Linked DNA regions of Homo sapiens: region 1 is linked to region 2. The links are chromatin contacts, found by Hi-C or POLR2A ChIA-PET in ENCODE. All regions are on one chromosome and are shown on one strand. The core of a region is the stretch at or near the end of the contact, and the rest is flanking DNA. Distances in the headings are between cores, read along the strand shown.

The links. Hi-C counts contacts between places; a loop is a spot of excess contacts on that map. ChIA-PET counts read pairs that join two places held with the same protein, here RNA polymerase II (POLR2A). Pooled maps may share reads with other maps.
Region 1: a loop to region 2 is called in a map with no recorded cell type, with 7 times the contacts of the local background. The contact joins two enhancer-like sites. A Hi-C loop is called at or near these places in 1 of 37 single-sample maps with no recorded cell type and 2 of 50 pooled maps. POLR2A ChIA-PET finds 5 or more read pairs at or near these places in 1 of 52 experiments (CD4-positive, alpha-beta memory T cell).

The regions. Positions count from the first base shown.
Region 1 is chr18:838,058-841,103 of GRCh38, reverse strand. No RefSeq gene overlaps it. Among named protein-coding and RNA genes, the nearest start is that of YES1, 27 kb to the right of the region's middle. Within about 2 kb of position 1,608, at least 2 of the 41 ENCODE cell types and tissues checked have a DNase peak (open chromatin) inside an H3K27ac peak, as active enhancers do.
Region 2 is chr18:321,226-324,064 of GRCh38, reverse strand. COLEC12 (collectin subfamily member 12) reads left to right here. Exons shown (of 10, transcript NM_130386.3): 9 at 2,258-2,403. Among named protein-coding and RNA genes, the nearest start is that of THOC1, 55 kb to the right of the region's middle. Within about 2 kb of position 1,349, at least 3 of the 41 ENCODE cell types and tissues checked have a DNase peak (open chromatin) inside an H3K27ac peak, as active enhancers do.

The DNA of each region.
Region 1 (3,046 bases), core at 359-2,858, 520 kb before region 2:
TTTGAATCTGTTACTTTCTGTAGAACATGGACAAGTTATTTAACTTTTCTGAGTCATGGGCTCATCATGTAAAACGGAAATTTAAAGTACTGATGTCAAGAAGCCATTCAGAGGATTACACTATAAAATGTATGCAAACTATTACAGTGCCTGGCACTTAGGAGGGGCTCAGTAAATGGCAAACAAGAACTTACACAAACACACACATACACACTCGCATTTTCAAAAAAAAAACTGAAAAGGGATTTTTAAAGAGGAAGAATAAGAGTCTGGATAATAGTGTCACTGAAGCCAATTGAAGAGAGAGTTAAAAGATGAAGATATGGCTAGGCACAGTGGCCCACACCTGCAAGCCTAGCACTTTGCGAGGCTGAGGCAGGAGAATTGCTTGAGCCCAGGAGGTTGAGACTATGAACCCTGAACTCCTGGGCTCAAGAGATCCTCCTGATTCAGATTCCTGAGTATGTGGGACTACAGGCATGCACTGCCACAGCTGGCTAATTTTTCTTTTTTTTTTCTTTTTTTTTTTGTAGATGTGGGGTCTCCCTATCTTGCCCAGTTCATCTCAGGCTGCTGGGCTCAATGGATCCTCCTGCCTCAGCCTCCCAAAGTACTGGGATTATAGGCATGAGCCACCACACCTAGCCTATAGTTTTTAATCCACAAGTTTCTCATAAAGAAAATAAAATGACCATAAATGTAAAGGAACTGAGCTCTTGCAAGGAGTTTTTGAAGCTACTTCTTTGGAGGGTACATTTTTAGTCTGAAACTTTTCTGGAAAAAAAAAAGTAGGAGTTAAACAAAGGGAGTGGGTATCTGTAGTCCAAAGCCAGAGGCACTGTTATCTCTTTCCTTGAGGGTTCAGGGACTAACACAATGACAGAAAAACTCCCTCCCACTTCCGCTCTATTATCATTTTATATCATTTGTTTTGTGACAGAGCCTGTGTTGCAGACACCTTCTATGCCCATGGATAGGAAATTAACAATCCAAGGCCATTTTCAGAATTTTTTGTTCCAGTAACCCTTCTGAATCATACACCTGGCTCTCCAGTATTACCAATCAGCCATTTTAAAAATTATTTAGAGACAAAAGAGGCTGTCGTGGCTCATTGTAGAGTGACCCTGACTTCATCGCCACTCAACAAGTGCTGGAACATAAACAGCACACACATCAGATCAGTTTTATAACTATTCTGGGAAACACATGAGATAGGCCTGAATATGAAAATGAAGTCATTTTCAAGGTCACTGTTTCAATAAAGGAAAACCTAATTGAAGCAAGCTGATTGTAAGTAAGTTCTGACTAATAGCATGGGCCTTCTCTCTCCAACAGGCTGCATATGCCATAAATTATTCACATATGTGGATGAGTTATTCTGATTTTCATGATGAGATCCTGGCTACTGTGCCATGTTCAGCTCATCCTCAATTTATTCTAACAAAAGAGCTCTCTTACCCTGGTTAGGGCACCCTGTCCCCTGGAGAGATTGTTCTCTAATGTAAATAGAAGCCCATCTAGCAAGCTGCCTGGGTTCTCACGTCCCGCTGAGCCCGCTAACGGCACTGCCAGTTTTGACCACCAGGTGGCGCCCGCAGAGCTCCACAGACGCTGCACAGCTGTGAACTCAACTCCAGCCCTCAGGGAAGGCAGCTCGCAAAGACCTAGGGCAGCCCGCCGATTTCCCAAAAAGAGCACTGAGAACCCAGCAAGGTGAGGGCCTAGCCCAAACTACACTGCTAGTTTGGAGGAGACAGAACTATGCCTCCTGATATGGTTTGGCTGTGTCCTCACCCAAATCTCATCTTGAATTGTAGCTCCCAGAATTCCCACGTGTTGCTGGAGGGACCCGGTGGGAGATAATTGAATCATGGGGTCAGTTTCCCCCATACTGTTCTCGTGGTAGTGAATAAGTCTCACGAGATCTGATGGCTTTAGAAGAGGGTTCCCCCTTCCCTTGACTCTGTCTCTCTGGCCTGCCCGCCATGTAAGACGTGCCTTTCATTGTGAGGCCTCCCCAACCACGTGAAACTGTGAGTCCATTAAACCTCTTTTTCTTTATAAATTACCCAGTCTCAGGTATGTCTTTATCAGCAGCGTGAAAACGGACTGATACACCTCCTCACTGTCAAACCCAAGTTCATCCAGCCAAACCAAAGTGGTTTTCAAACCAGAAGCAAAAAACAAGCAACACCACTTTTTTTAGTCAAATTTTATTGATAAAATATACTTTTGTCACTGCCCCCATCCACCCCACCCACGCCCCCACGTCTCAACAAATGAAAATGGAGTCGCCCTGATTGAAAGAATCATTCCTGAGGCATCGCTGAAGAACCATCAGGTTCCTCAGAAGAGTTTGAAAATGATTGATGAGGCTAGGTGCAGCGGCTCACACCTGTAATCCCAGCACTTTGGGAGGCCCAAGGCGGGTGGACTGCTTGAGGCCAGGAGTTTGAGACCAGCCTGGCCAACATGGCCAGTAGAGAAACCCCATCTCTACTAAAAATACAAAAATTAGCTGGGTGCCTGTAATCCCAGCTACTGGGGAGGCTAAGGCAGGAGAATTACTTGAACCTGGGAGGCAGAGGTTGCAGTGAGCCAAGGTCCCACCACTGCACTCCAGCCTGGGCAACAGAGGGAGATTCTGTATCAAAAAAAAATAAAAAATAAAAATAAGAAAGAAGAAGAAAATGATTGATGGAGTGGAATAAACTCTGAGCCGGGAGCCCTCAAACATGCTTGTCGTATTGATATTCTCTCTGTGGTCATAATTCTCTTCCCTGTTGCATTTCCACCTCCTCCACAGCCTCTAAATCTCCCCTGGACTCTGCCAGGGCTCAGACACCTGATGTCCCCCTGACCTCTGAGTTTACGAACCCCAACCTGGATCACAGTTGAACCATGTGGCCACAGTCATGGGAGCACTGGAGATTCTCCAGCCCCTGGCCCTTCTGCCCCACCTCCCTGGCTAATGCCTTACCTTGGCTTCTTCCTGCTGCTGAGTTCTGCCAAAAAAAATAAAATAGTCACTAGTTGGTTCTGTTAC
Region 2 (2,839 bases), core at 100-2,599:
CTGCAGTCACCTCCGCTTATGGCCACAGAACTGCATTCTGCTTTTAGTCCTAAGGAAAGCCTTGAGTACTGTATGTGAAGAATTCCAGTGACCTGGAAAAACAAATGGAGAAAGGCGATAAAGATTATCTCCTTTCTTATCACTCAGTTATTTCTCTGCCTGGTTGATACATCCTTTTTATTTATTTAACTTAAAATGACTTAAAAGGAAACGCAAGGGGAAAATATTAAGCAGGACTTCTAAGCCCAAAGAAGTCATATTTATATAATTTCCCAATTAACTGAGAAGTCAAGAATATCAAATATCCTATCATTATACATTCAGGAATCATAGATCTCAAATTTTATAAACAAAAATGGAATCAAACCCCCCATATTACTGGCAGAAATGAACGAAATGTATGTCCACAAGATTAAACTGCTCAGGCATTGTTGACATCTCCAGAAGAATCTCACAAGGTGAAAAGAGTTACACAAAAAACCAAATGTGAAAGTAAACTACTTTTCTTTCCAACTTCATCTCTATCTGGCGTCAGGCTGAGATTGTCACAGGCTGAGATTTTGAACTCATTGTGACTCATCTGTTATGTAAGCTGTAAGAGTTGGGACTTTGTCTCTTCTCTGCACTGCTATGTTGCCATCACCCAGATGATACCTGGCTCATAGCAGGAGTGCTATGGATGCCTGGTGTGAGTGAGTGAGTGAGACTATTTTCTAACTCTCCCTTCTAAGTAGCATCCCATTTTTACTCTCACCAATCGATGGTTTCCTCTGAATTCTCTTTCATCACTAGGTTTATTTAATTGAGGCCACTCAATGTATATATATATATGTATTTTTGAGATGGAGCCTCGCTCTGTCACCCAGGCTGGAGTGCAGTGGCATGATCTTGGCTCACTGCAAACCTCCACCTCCTGGATTCAAGCAATTCTCCTGCTTCAGCCTCCCAAGTAGCTGGGACTACAGGTGCCTGCCACCATGCCCAGCTAATTTTTGTATTTTTAGTAGAGACAGGGTTTCGCCATGTTGGCCAGGCTGGTCTCGAACTCCTGACCTCAGGTGATCCATCTGCCTCAGCCCCCCAAAACGCTGGGATTACAGGCATGAGCCACTACGCCCGGCCTTCATACTCATTTTTTTTAAATCCCAAAATACACATTTGGTGTGGGGGAGTCAGTTCTACCCTGTCCCCACCCTTTGACTAAACTTCAACTGTCCTTTCCCGCTGCCTCTGGTTTTGCGGGTGTTATTGTCCAAAGATACAGGGCCATACAGGCTGTCTCCTCGGGTGACCCGAGGACACCCTGTGGCCAGTGCGGTAATGAGTCATTGTTTATAGGAAGCACCCTCCGCTGCAGATGTTCTTCCAGACCCTCCACATGAGGCAGGCTTGTCCTCTCAGGCAGCAGCCACAAGCTTCTGTGCATGAATCTGCTTCTTAGACAAGATTGAACCTTCAAGGGGTGAGTCTGGAAGCACACCTGATTTATTCGTGGAAACGTAATCAAGAACTGTTATCCATGGCAAGGTGCTGTTCTGAGCAGCAGCATCCAAGTTAAGAAGCCCCATGTGAACTCATCCTAAAGAAAACTTGTTTTTAAGAATCTCTCTCCCAAAAAAGGGAGTGAAATGTAGGAGTCATTTTCAGTAAGATTAAGTTACTATTTCTTTCTAAAGCAATCAACCTTCTACAACTCACCCAGACAATCATAACCAGTTATTTGTAATTGTAGGTTCTTGTAAATGTATATCAAAAGTCTTTCACTTTCTCTTCCTGGCTCTTGGACTTGTTAGAGGCAAGATATTGAAATGTACAAGGTCCCTCTGGGTTCTCACAAGATCATGTGTGCGTGTGTGTGTGTGTGTGTGTGTATCATGTCCTCATAATGAATAGATATTCACACACATATATACACTCATGCCCAGAAGTCAGCATTCCAGTACACATTAGAAAGTTATTCATCTAACTGTCCCAAAGCAAGATTCGCTCCCTCTGCATTCTGATGAACCAGCCTAGTGAGTTTGGTTCATGGTAGCAAAGATCACAAGCGCGCAGGGAGATGCCGCATTATGCATTACTCTGCAAAACAGCTGCTCCTTTCTCTGAATAAGAGCATGTACTGATTTTTAAACTGCATTTTCATTCCAGGATAAATGACATGCTTCAATTTTGTTTTTTTATATTCTCTGCTGCTCTTGAGTAAAGAAAAGCTCTGCATTACTGTGCAAATAACATTCAATTTCTGTTTTGCTAAAAGAAATTGGAAAGCTGGACAGCCGGATAACTGGGGTCATGGCCATGGGCCAGGAGAAGACTGTGCTGGGTTGATTTATGCTGGGCAGTGGAACGATTTCCAATGTGAAGACGTCAATAACTTCATTTGCGAAAAAGACAGGGAGACAGGTGAGCAGTAGATGGGATTTAAGAGGGAGCTGCCAGCTTATGTCCTATGAAAGGGTGAGGGGTGGTGAGTACAAGGGCCCTGAATGCAGGCACTGCAATTAGGTTTCAGCCCTGGTTATGCCATTTATTAACTGGGCAGGTGATTAACCTCAGGGAAATAGTAATAGCATCTTCTTCACGAGGTTGTGAAGATTTAAATAAGTTAATAAATGTGCCTCACATGTAGGAAGTACTCAACGAATGCTAAACTAACTGACCCACATAAGTATCTTATATTGTGAGTTAATTGTTCTTTAAAATATAGCACCAGCCAGGCACGGTGGCTCACGCCTGTAATCCCAGCACTTTGGGAGGTGGAGGCGGGCAGATCACCTGATGTTGGGAGTTTGAGACCAGTCTGGCCAACACGGAGAAACCCCATCTCTACTAAAAATAC